Regions from separate parts of the Homo sapiens genome. Here regions 1 and 3 are each linked to region 2. A link is an interaction called in ENCODE POLR2A ChIA-PET data of the cell type or tissue named here. Cell type or tissue: CD4-positive, alpha-beta T cell. All regions are shown on one strand. Region 1 overlaps TNRC6B (trinucleotide repeat containing adaptor 6B). Region 2 overlaps SGSM3 (small G protein signaling modulator 3). Region 3 overlaps MRTFA (myocardin related transcription factor A).

Evidence for each region. Peaks named below come from ENCODE experiments on the same cell type or tissue, not always from the same donor. Only the 100,000 strongest peaks of a DNase experiment are listed, where the experiment ranks them.
Region 1: POLR2A ChIA-PET joins it to region 2 with 5 read pairs; 9 of 35 experiments call an interaction of 5 or more read pairs at or near these places.
Region 3: POLR2A ChIA-PET joins it to region 2 with 9 read pairs; 9 of 35 experiments call an interaction of 5 or more read pairs at or near these places.

What each region holds. Positions count from the first base shown.
Region 1 is chr22:40,323,073-40,327,072 of GRCh38, reverse strand. It overlaps TNRC6B (trinucleotide repeat containing adaptor 6B), which reads right to left. Exons shown (of 23, transcript NM_001162501.2): 23 at 1-4,000. The coding sequence ends at 3,832. Among named protein-coding and RNA genes, the nearest start is that of ADSL, 21 kb to the left of the region's middle. In CD4-positive, alpha-beta T cell, CTCF peaks have their summits at 1,881 and 2,092 (motif pointing left); DNase peaks (open chromatin) are centred at 1,582, 2,022, 2,392, 3,222 and 1 weaker place; H3K4me3 peaks cover 1,472 bases; H3K27ac peaks cover 3,539 bases.
Region 2 is chr22:40,383,867-40,387,866 of GRCh38, reverse strand. The region is part of intron 1 of SGSM3 (small G protein signaling modulator 3); the gene reads right to left. It also overlaps a transcript of ADSL not described here. Among named protein-coding and RNA genes, the nearest start is that of SGSM3, 15 kb to the right of the region's middle. In CD4-positive, alpha-beta T cell, no CTCF peak of the experiment used is centred here; a DNase peak (open chromatin) is centred at 2,276; H3K4me3 peaks cover 1,180 bases; H3K27ac peaks cover 2,370 bases.
Region 3 is chr22:40,461,935-40,465,934 of GRCh38, reverse strand. It overlaps MRTFA (myocardin related transcription factor A), which reads left to right. Exons shown (of 15, transcript NM_020831.6): 4 at 2,649-2,714. Among named protein-coding and RNA genes, the nearest start is that of MRTFA-AS1, 58 kb to the left of the region's middle. RefSeq lists an enhancer at 2,277-2,386. In CD4-positive, alpha-beta T cell, no CTCF peak of the experiment used is centred here; DNase peaks (open chromatin) are centred at 2,024, 2,464 and 3,224; H3K4me3 peaks cover 2,203 bases; H3K27ac peaks cover 3,484 bases.

The sequences.
Region 1 (4,000 bases), 61 kb after region 2:
TGCTTGGGAATTCTGACCCCTGGCCCCAGGAGGGAATACAAAAGAATTCAACATCACCAAAAACTGAAAGGAAACACTCCACATCTCCGGCTAAGGGATGGGGATAATTAAGCAGCAGATCTTCAAAACAGCAATTAAAACGAGCACAACAGTAGCTGGGAGCTAAAAAAGTAAAATCACTTGTTCCTTATTAGATTCTTCTATATTTTCTCCTCCTCCCAAAACAAACGGAGGTAAGACAGACATTCTTCATTAATAGGACAGTCCATAGATAATTTTCCTCTAGTAATGCCTATATTTAAAATTTGTTCCAAAAATTATTAACCTATATTTCCTAACTCTTTACATAGATTCTCAGCAATCCAACTGTACTATTTTACAGATTACTTTTTTTTTTAAGCTGTTGTTTCTTCCTTCCTTCCTTTCTTTTGTTGCTGGGGTTGTGGGGACAAGGAGAAGGGTTCCTTTAAAAAAATAAAAATTACTAGGGGAGATTTCAGTTCAGTCTCAAATGGAAAGGAACAAAGTGATGGCATTCTCATCTATATACACCAAACACTCTCCCATTAAACTACACACAATTTCAAAAGAATCCATGATCGAGCTCTTACAAAGCTTAATCCTTCTCCCATATTTTTAAGATAATGAATTTACCTGTTGCTGCTAAATTGATAATTTTTAAAAAATATTTCTATGTGTTTTAAAATGTGTGATCCCCAGTATGACAATAATGTTTGGAGACTTTTCTTTTTACATTTTTTTAAGTAAAAATTGTTTAAACTTTCTGAAGTTTCAGGAACTTGTAAAAGTTTATTAACAGGAAAGAAACAGCCATCTCTCTAGGATAAGATATGGTTAAATAAACCATCTTCAAAAAACTGGCTTCCTACCCTAGAATTCCTGAGAATGCTTGCAAATTTTAAAGCAGGAAAACAAATGTTAAAAACAGAAACAAAAAACACTGTTAAATGCTCCCAGAGTTAGTCTTCATCTAAAATATATATTTATATGTATATATATACGCACTTTTTGGTCTTTTTTTTTTAAAGTTTTTAGTTTTTTTCCCTTTAAGCTTATGATGGAAGAACATTTTAGCTTCTCATGTTTATTTTTACATATTTCAAATCCCTCATTATGTCTTGTAAACAAGAGGGGCTCTAGCACCCGGCTTTCACCGTAGTATCGTAAGGAACTCAACTAACCCATAGTGCAGGTCAAGGAACCAACAGGCAGGAGGAGAGGAGGGTGGGGCAGGACACAGCAGTGAACCAAGAGCGGCAGTGGACAGGGTCGCCACTGGCTCGCAGGAGCCTTGGGATATGCTCCTGGCCCAGGGACACTAAGATTTAACCTTCTCTAGATGTCTGAATACAAGCTGCTCTTCACCTGGTGGTCACCGCACGACAGCACTTTGCTCCACACAGAGAGCGGTCAGTGGGGGCTGCTGGAAGCAGAGCTTTTGCATGGGGAACAGTGGTGGAAGGGGCACGGTGGTGATTCAAATTGCAGAGCAGGAAGAGGGCATGCTCAAGGCACCCAGCGGGGCCACGTCAATGCTGCAGATGCCAAGTGTGACCACCTACCCACAGAGGGCTCATGCAGGCTTGTATATGTGAACACTCACTTGAGTCATGCCTGTCAATCTCTTTTGAGGCTAGGTTTATAATCAACAGGGTAAGCCAGAAGGGCTACAGAATTTCCCATTCTTTGTCTCACAAAACCACTGAAATGCAAATAACTTGTTTTAGGCTTTTCCTATACACACCCACCCACCCACCTACACACAGACACAAGCTAAAAAGTCAAATACATTAGGCATTGTTGTATTGTATCCTTCACTGAAGACGCTAAAGAAAGAAAAACTCCCTTGTCCTCAATAGCAGCAAGTTACAGAGGACAGTAGAGGTCTGCTCCCACCAAGGGTTGGAATGGGCAGGTATTTGCTGGTACAAAATGTCGGCACTTTATGTTAAACAGCATAATGCAGACTGGGATGTCCACACAAGTGCTAGCACGTCACCGGCATCCATCCCCCCACCCTATCTGGTTTTTCGCCCCCTTCAGGTCTGCTATAATTCTCTTCACAATAAGCAGTTTGATACATTTTGATTCCGACATAAGTACATACATGTTGGTGATAACTGTAGATTAAACGTTGACCCCTGTTCGGCCCAGAGTACTACTACATTGATGCTTAAAAAAAAAAAAAAGTATTTAAATACCGAAATTAAAAAAGCAAAATTACAAGGTGGGGGGAAGAGGTCAAAAATCAAAAAAAGGTGCAATACTTAAAAGTCTTCGCTAAGTTATACCTGCCTAAGCAAAACCACATACACAGGAAATACACAACACAGAGAAACAAAAGGAAACGCTTGAAGTACACACTGGTTTAAGAACATTCGTTAAGTAAACGTTTCTGTCAGTGATGGCCTGGTGCTGTAACGCGCCACGGCCTGGCACAGGTAACGCTCGGCGAGAAAGGAGCAGAGGGAGTAGCTGCAGATGCTTTCAGGAGGCTGCTCACCACTTATTCTTTTCTGTTTTCATAAAATGAAAAAGAGAACCAACCAACAGAAATATGTAACTCAACTTCACCTAATTTTTTGAAGAATTTCTCAAACCTGATCATAAGGAAAGAGGGAACAAAGTTTCTCTGTTTTTGAGACATCGCATCATCAAAAGTTATCTTCCGTTCCCATTTCAAACTAACGAAAAGGCCTGCATGAAACTTAACAGATACTCAGATGTGCCTGGTGGCCATTCACTTAAAAAAAAAAAAAAACAGAAATAAACACACCGTTGCTCCAAGAGGTACCTCCTGCTCTAGTTTTTTGGACTTGGCAGTGCTCCACTCTACTGCTAGGTCAAAAGAACAGCCAGAGAAACCCCACATTCAGGCTAAGTTGCAAATGGAAAGGAGCTCCCTGCTTTCATCATTAAAAAGCACTCTGTTCATCTTAATGCAGCCCAATGGAGTTGCTTTAGTAGCAGTGGCTCTCCGGGCCTGTGTGTTCTCATAGTTAAAAAAATAAAATAAAAAGCAGATGGGCCGGCCAGCCAGCCTGCAGACTGTCAGCGATGCAGCTTTCTGAGAAGTCAGGGTGGGGCAGGGGAGAAGGGAAGAACACAGGCACACACACAGAGACAGAGAAGGATGCACGCGAATGCACATGAACACACGTGCACACACACACCAGAACGAGCATGCCTGGGCAGTTACATGTGCCAGAACACACTGGTATTTATCAACCAGCCAATCACAAATTTTTTCCTTTTTTTTTTTTTTAGGTTTTTTGTGTTTTTGTTTTTAAAGTGAGGCTCCGTCAAGTCTTCCCTCCCCCCTCCCCCAACAATTCTTTTGAATTTCCCTCCCTCCCAAACATGGTAGACCTAAGGACGGAAACACACCCAGTGCAAACAAAGTTAAAAAGCTATTTTTTTTCAGTATATATGTTTCTTAGCAACAACTTCCATATAACATGAAAAAAGTGAAAAACTAGAAACTAATTTTTTTAATTTTTTTGTGTTTAAATTTAAATGGTATGTGTACTTGCTTCACATTGTCTTTCTAGGTTGGCGTTCATGATTCAAGTATTTCAAGAGTGATATGTTCTCTTTTTGGATTCATATTCCAAACGAAAAAACTGAAGTTATAAGGGAGGCAACTATGTGCTCAGACAGTCTGTCAATGACCCACCTTTTTTTCTCTCCGTTTTCTTTTTTCCTTTTAAAAATGTATTTATTGCAAGTTGAAAAAAAAAACGAAAAGGTCAAGTTAGTGCTGCTGCTGTTCCAAAAAAGGTCACGAGGTCAGAGTTGAAAGTTCTAAGTTCAGATTGAATCCGACCCTCCTCCCAGAAGGTCACCAGGTAGTAAAGGAGCAGGGCTGCCCATCCTATGGGGATCTTCCACCGTTGGGACTCCCCATAAGCTAGAAGAATAGTTTGGGGGCCCCCACAATGAAGCGCCAGCAAGATCGGCCCCGCTGCTGCCACCAGCG
Region 2 (4,000 bases):
ACACTCATAACTGTGCCAGGCTCCTCTAGTTCCTCATATCAAATAATCAATCATCCACAGTAATCTGGTTACTTACCTGAGTCCCTCCCTCGATCATTCCTCTAATATTTATGGCCTGGCAGTTTCCGGAAAGGATAAGGAAAGCAACTTCATGGACCTTCTGTCATTCCCACTACCAGGGGTGGGGGATAACCACCTCCCCCAGAAGTAGAAGTGAAATAAATACTAGTTAGCTAACTGCAACTCAGCTTTCAGGTAGCTCTGAAAAATAGCAGACAAGAGTTTTTGAGGAAAATAAAGCTCCTTAAGGGCTGACTGGCAAAGAAGGCCACTGAGACATTTATATTGAAAGTTTTATATTAACATAGGAGATTAGGGCACCTAAGAGGAGATCATAAATATAGTTTACACAGTTGCTATTTTTCATATAATTAAACTACACAGGTCAACAAACTATCTCATCTTTACATCATTTATTTGCCATTACCATCTATATAATTACCGGAAATGTTTCATTTGCAGATATGAACATACCTACATAACATTACCCTAAAGAATGGTAATTATACTACACTATATACAGTATTATAGAGTATATATGCTATTATACTCTGTGGCAGTGAGTAGACGGAGGTATCAGAAGGAAACCTATGAAAGAAGGAAAAATAATATGTGTTAAGCATTCATCACACTGCTAAGCACACTCACAGGCATTATCCCCATTTTACACCTCAGCAAAGGACTGACCCCTCAGCAGTCTCACTATACCATACTGACTAGCACAACTCTAGTTATCAACTTTGCAGACAGTTTCCAGAAAAGATCATGGAACTATCTGTGCATGTGCGGGAACAAAATATCTTGACTTGGGATGACATATCTAGTGGGAGCCAGCCAGATTTAAGACACAAAGCAACTAAAAAAAATTTTTTGTGTGTGAAAATTCAAAATTAAACAGATAAATTAGGAGAGAATTCTCATAAGAGCAAACCAACTTCTCTAACAGATCTGCACCTATATTTAGAGACCATTAACTTCTTTAGTACTGGGGTGCAGGGCAAAGGGACTCACACAAAGTCATGAATTATAGAGTTAGAAGGATCCTTTGGGTTCATCTCTCATACTTTTTGAAAAAAGAAACTAGGGGCCAGGCACACTGGCTCACATATGTAACCCGAACACTTTGGGAGATTGAGACAAGAGGACTGCTTGAGGCCAGGAGTTCAAGACCAGCCTGGGCAACATAGCGAGACCTGATCTCTAGTTGTCTTTTTATTAAAAAAAAAAAAAAAAAAAAAAAAAAAGTAAGAAAATTGGACTAGAGGTCAAAAGACTGATTTAAAGCAGCATAGCCAGACCAGAAGTCTCTGATTTCTACTACTTTAATCTGAAACTGAATCAAAAACTTGGAAACAGCTAGAGACAGGCCCATTGGATTACATTCAGATCAGCATCATTACCAACAGAAATCCCAGAAGATACGTCACGAGGTTGTCCTCTTACTGTTGTGAACCTTAGGGTTAAGCAGTCCATATCTTTATATTATTTCACACTTAATAATGCTGATTTCAACAATCAGGTCCATACACTTCACTCCCATGTTGTAAAAGTTAGACAACCATCTGAACTAACCATGAATTAATGACAACTTTTTGCCTCATCTAGCCCCATTTAAGTTCCTCTTGGCTGGGAGAGGTGGTGGCTCACATTTGTGATCCCAGCACTCTGGGAGGCCAAGGCAGATGGATTGCTTGAGTGCAGGAGTTCAAGACCAGCCTGGGCAACATGGCAAAACCCTGTCTCTACTAAAAATAGAAAAACAAAAAAAACAAAAAAAAAAACAAAAAATTAGCCGGGCATGGTGGCGTGCGCCTGTAGTCCCAGCTACCTGGGAAGTTGAGATAGGAGAATCGCCTGGGCCCGGGAGGTCGACGCTGCAGTGGGCTGAGGTTGCACCACTGCACTCCAGCCTGGGCAACCAGAGTGAGACCCGGTCTTCAAGAAAAAAAAAAGTTGTTCCTCTGCTCTTTCTGCTCATGTTCCTCCTGGACAAAGTTAGGGAACAAGCCACATGCTATTTATCTTCACGGTTGCTCAGCAACCTTCATTCATCTCTAGTTGACTTTTCATCATATTTCCTTCAGCGATACTTTCAAATCATTCTCATAATTCTTCTGAAACCCAACTACTCTCTGCTGCCACTCACCCCCAGCTGAGGGACTGTACTCCAGCTTTAACGAAGCTCAGCTTATTAGACTTAAGCTTCCTCAACTTCCTTATTCTCCGTGTCAAAACGGCTTTTCACCTGTTTGCTCTTTCTGCCCGCCCTCTCAGAAGAGAAAGTGGTTTTCTTCCTTCCTACGTTAAATTCTCCACCCACGAGAACCTTTCAACCCATTTCCTTTATACTCTTTTCCTTTGTGCATCTTCAGTCTTTTCTTCTCCAATGGCTTCGTGTCCACTGCAAATACTTAGATCTCCTGAACCCTGAATTAAACAAAACAAAACAAAGCAACTATCCCTGTACCCACTCAAGCTGTTACCTTTCTAGCTCTTATCCCTCTGCCTCACTGCCATACTTTTTAAAAGCGCCCATGCTTCATCAATCAACTCACTCCTTAAGCTTTTCACCCTAGCTTCTGTCACCACCTAAACTGGTTTCTAAGGTCTCCAGTGATTTCCTAGTCATTATTTGGAATCCAGTTCCTATGGCTTCATTTCCTGAAACTCCCTGAAGCATCAGACTCTGCTGACTTACTTTGGTTTCTTGAACTGTTCAATGACTCTGAGGGCACAGACCATATTGTTTTTTCTTCTCTATTTAACTGCTTCTTTACTGCCTCTTCTTTCTCCAGACCCCCAAAAAAGACATTCCCCACATCAGTCTTCTTTCTTTTAGTCCATTCCTAATGGATTCCAAATGGGGAGTCCATCCCTATTCTGAATGGGGATTTAGCTATTACTGTCATATAAATTACAAATCTCTATCTCTAGCCATGACAACATAGATTATTTCCAACTTATTGTTGGATAGCTTCATTTGACTATATACCACAACACATTAAAATATGTATTTCTTTTTTTTTGAGGTGGAGTCTTGCTCTGTCGCCCAGGCTGGAGTGCAATGGCGCTATCTCAGCTTACTGCAAACTCCGCCTCCCAGATCCATGCCCATTCTCCCGCCTTAGCCTCCTGAGTAGCTGGGACTACAGGCGCCCGCCACCATGCCCAGCTAATTTTTTGTATTTTTAGTAGAGACAGGGTTTCACCGTGTTAGCCAGGATGGTCTCGATCTCCTGACCTCGTGATCCGCCCACCTTGGCCTTCCAAAGTGCTGGGATTACAGGCGTGAGCCACCGCACCTGGCCAATATGTATTTCTTTTTAATTTTTTTTTAATTTTTGTTTATTTATTGGAGATGGGGGTCTCCCTATGTTATCCAGACTGGAATACAGCTGCACACCACTGTGCCTGGCTTAAAATCTGTGTTTCCTGAATAAATCTATTTTTATTCTATCTCAGATGATTCTTTTTAATATTCCTGTTTCTTCTCCCAAGACATTCAGATCCTAAGGTTTAGGGTAATTTTTGGCTCCTTTTTTTTTGTCGTTGTTGTTGTTGTTAGAGACAGGGTTTTGTTCTGTTGCCCAAATTGAGTGCAGTGGTGGGATCATGACTCACTGCAGCCTTGACTTCCCAGGCTCAAGCAATCATCTCTCCTCAGCCTCCTGAGTAGCTAGGACTACGGGCGCATGCCATCATGACTTGCTAATTTTTATTTTTAGAGACAAGGTCCTACTATCTTGCCCAGGAAGGTCTTGAACTCCTGCACTCAAGCAATCCTCCCACTTTGGCCTCCCAAAGTGTTAGGATTACAGGCATGAGCCATGATGCCTGGCCTTGGCTCCTGCTTTTACTCTCATATCAAATCAGTTGCAAGTCTACTGATTTTACCTCTAAAATACCTCTAGCATCTCCATCTCCATTTCCACTGCCTTAA
Region 3 (4,000 bases), 78 kb before region 2:
GGTGTATTACTTAAACCTGCTGGGCCTCACTTTGCTTCTCGGTAAAATAGGATTAATAATACCTATCTTGGCCAGGCATAGTGCCTCACACCTGTAATCTCAGCACTTTTGGGAGGCTGAGACGGACAGATCACTTCAGCCCAGGAGTTCAAGACCAACCTGGGCAACATGGTGAAACCCTGTATCTACAAAAAAAAAAATTAAAAAATTACCGGGCATGGTGTCATGCACCTATAGTTCCAGCTACTCCAGAGGCTGAGGTGGGAGGATCTGTTGAGCCAGGGACGTCAAGGCCTTGGTGAGCTGAGATCATGCCACTGCACTCCAGCCTGGGTGACAGAGTGAGACCTTGTCTCAAAAAATAAAACACCAAAATGTATCTTCATATGGCTGTTAGGAAGAGTAAGTTAAAATATAAAAGAATGTAAAACAGTGTCTGGCACAGAGTACGTGCGTCATAAGTGTCAGCTATTATTGTAGCTCCTGCTGTTTTTATCGATTTAGTTCTCCAAGGCTTTGTTCTTAACAATGGTAATTTGTAAAATAATAATAGCCTCTTGGTTCAGTTTCTCAGACTGTTTGTAACATCCTTTTGAGATCCAGTTCAGTACAAGAAACCATTGTTGAATGCCTACTATGTATTAAGTGCTATGGGGGACATATATCAGTAAGGGATATTCTCTTCTCTCCAGGAACTTATAAACTGGTAGGAGAAGTAAGATGTTCAAGGGCTACTATTACACAAGGCAAAATATTATACTTTTCCCTAACATATAAAAGGTAGCTCACAGGAGGCCTAGAGTAACTGAATGCTGTGGAGTGAGTGGGGAAGTTCAGATGAACAGGGTAGGCATTTCCAGGTGAAGTGAATAAAAGAGGTAGGAAAAAATTCACGGTACTTGAGGAAGAGTAACTGGCCAGGCTTGATTAAGATAACTTGAAATGGGAGAGAGACACTACAGGCAAGGACACAGCCAGGGAGCTACCACTGCAGCATGGGAAAACATGGCAGGGTAAAATTGATAAGAGGGGAGTGTGAGTGTGAGGAGGTAGAGTTGAAGTTGGCCCAGACATTTAAAAAATACTGGGAAAGATAGTGATATCATTAAAGAAGTAAGAAGGATGGGAAGGGGATTAGGTTTTTGGGAGGAAAACAAGTTTGGCTTTGGATCTACTGAATTTGAGATGTAGGCAGGCGCATGGTTATGGTTCTGCGATTCTTGGACGCCTCCCTAAAAGCTACTCTGTGGATAGAAAAAGGCAGATATTAAGATGATTCCCAGTAGATTCTGGTTCCTCTCAGATGTGACTTGGAAGGCCCCTACACCTGAAGACTTAATTATGTAAGGAGGCTTTCCTTGGCCCGTGGGATCCTCCTAACCCTCCTCCTCTGAACATTTTCTTTTTTTTCTTTCTTTTTTTTTTTTAGACGGGGTCTTGCTCTGTTGCCCAGGCTGGAGTGCAGTGGCATGATCTCAGCTCACTGCAACCTCTGCAGTTTCTCATTTAGTCTCTGAATGACAGCTGTGCCATTGTCATTCTGTGTAGTTTGTAGTTGTAACACCGTTTAGGTTTAACTGGCTTTTGAAAGAAAGATAGTTGTTTTTTTTTTTTTTTTTTTTTTTCCTGAGACAGCATCTCACTCTCGTTACCCAGGCTGGAGTGAGAGAGAGTAGTGTGATCTCGGCTCACTGCAACCTCCGCCTCCCAGGTTCAAGCAATTCTCCTGCCTCAGCCTCCTGAGTAGCTGGGACTACAGGCGCGCACCACCACACCCGACTAATTTTTGTATTTTTAGTATAGATGGGGTTTCACTGTCTTGGCCAGGCTGGTCTCGAACTCCTGACCTTGTGATCCGCCCGCCTCGGTCTTCCAAAGTGCTGGGATTACATGTAGGCATGAGCCACTGTGCCTGGCTGATAGTTGATTTTTAACTTAAAAAAAATCCCTATTAAGTTTTTTCATTAAGCAGTATTGCCAGAGTGAAAATAAGAGAAACACCCATCAGTCTCCCCTAGCCCGGATGTGCTTTGAGTCATCTAGCTGAATTGTTTCACCTCAACAGAAAAGGCTCTAAGTGAAGAGAAAGAAGAAAAACAGAGGCATATTAACGGTAAAATATTTTCTAGGCTAGAAAAAGGCATTGCTTGGTGAAATGGCTATAATTTTTAGATACAAAAGAAAAAGAGTTTACAAATAGTACTTCCTGATCTGTGTGAGTAGTTCTTTCATTCACTATACTTATGGTGGTAAACATTTGTTAAGCGTAGAGCATCTGGAAAGCTTTTTTTGCTGGGTGGTGGTCCTCGTTAGGATATTTTGAGTTTGGAAGAGGTGTTTTTAAAAAAGTTTTAGGAGGAGGACTCAGTGTTTTGGAGGTTTTGAGCAAAAGGCAAGACTCTGATGCTTTGTGGATTGTTATCGCCCTGCAAGACCCTTCGCAACTTCCTCTCACCGCCCACAGCAGAATACGGAAACTCTGCTGTATCAGGCCACTTCTGCAATTACAGACAGTTGCACTTCAAGGGGACCCTTCTTTCACACTACATCCTTCTGTTTTTAGACTTTTTTTGCGTTTGAAAATGTGTTTTTTGAGGTGGAATACCCAACTGACCCCTCATCTCTCCTCTCTCTCTGCTGCCCTGCAGTGCTACAGTTGAAACTCCAGCAGCGCCGGACCCGGGAAGAACTGGTGAGCCAAGGGATCATGCCGCGTAAGTGCCTCTCTCTCTCAGCATTTGGTAGATTGCTTTTAGGACATGGCTGTGTTCACCGAGTATGCCATGGGAAGCATCTAACATAAAACAAGGATGATGCGTTTTATTTTCCACTCTCTTCTTTCTCATGACTTTCCAAGTTTAGAGCTCAATCACTAAATAGTTAAGATAACTAATTGATCAAGTTCAGTGAAACAAACTGTGTTTAAAGGGTCAAACCTGGTTTAAATTAGGTGTAAAGGGTGCCACTGAATTTTCCTTTACTTTGGAATTGCACCTTTAAAAGAGTTTTCACTCTGTTATACTTCCCTTTATAGGAGGGGCAGATCTTGAGCCTGGTGTATTGTGAGGAAGAACCACTTCTCCCATATGCTTTGCCTTCATGTTCTGGTTCTTAGGAAGAGAAACCTCTTTTCTGGTATTTTGAATCAACCACAGTTTTATGTAGAGTGAGATCCTGAGATACTCTAAGGCTGGCCTGGGCGTGAGCATGGCTGAGTAGAGTCGTTGATGGCGCTATCACGGCACCGGGCTCAGTGGGTGCAGAAGTCCATCCCTTAGGGGAAAAATGAAACCAAACCTTGGAATCTGTTAGAAGTAAGGAAATTTGCCTTTAATACCAACAGCATTATAAACGGAGCTGAAACTGGAGCTGGTGAGGTTTTGATCTTTCGGACCTTTCTTTTTTAAATCATCAGCAGAGAACATAGGCTCTCTTTTCTGTTTGTATGTTATCACTACTTGGATACACTGTAAGTCAAAAAACAATCATACAACTTCTGGCTTCATGGTGGGAGAACTGATGTTTTTCACTTTAACTCATTGTCTGCTGGCTGACTGCTACCATATTTTCCTAGCTCTCATTCATTCATTCATTCATTCATTCAAAATCTTTGAGTACCTAATATGTGATAGTTGATGCAGCAAGATAAATCCAGCTCTTGCTCTCAGGTGATTTATATTTAGAAGGGCAAGACTAGTAGTAGACAAGAAATTTCAGAGCAGGGATCACCTTGAAATGCAGTTGGTAAGTTCAGAGCCTGGTAAGTACTATCAAGTAAATTAACTGATTGGTGTGTTAATAAGTAATAGGAATAAGATGGAGTCACTTCGAATAAGATGTTCAAGAAAGGCCTCACTGAAGAGGAAAGATTTGAGCTGAGATCTAAAGGATCAGATGAAGCTGGCCATTCAGAAAGCAGGAAGAGGGCTCAGAGAGAAGAAAAAGCAAGTGTCTGGGCCTGGTGCAGGCCAGAAGTTGGTGTGTTTGGAGATCATCAAGT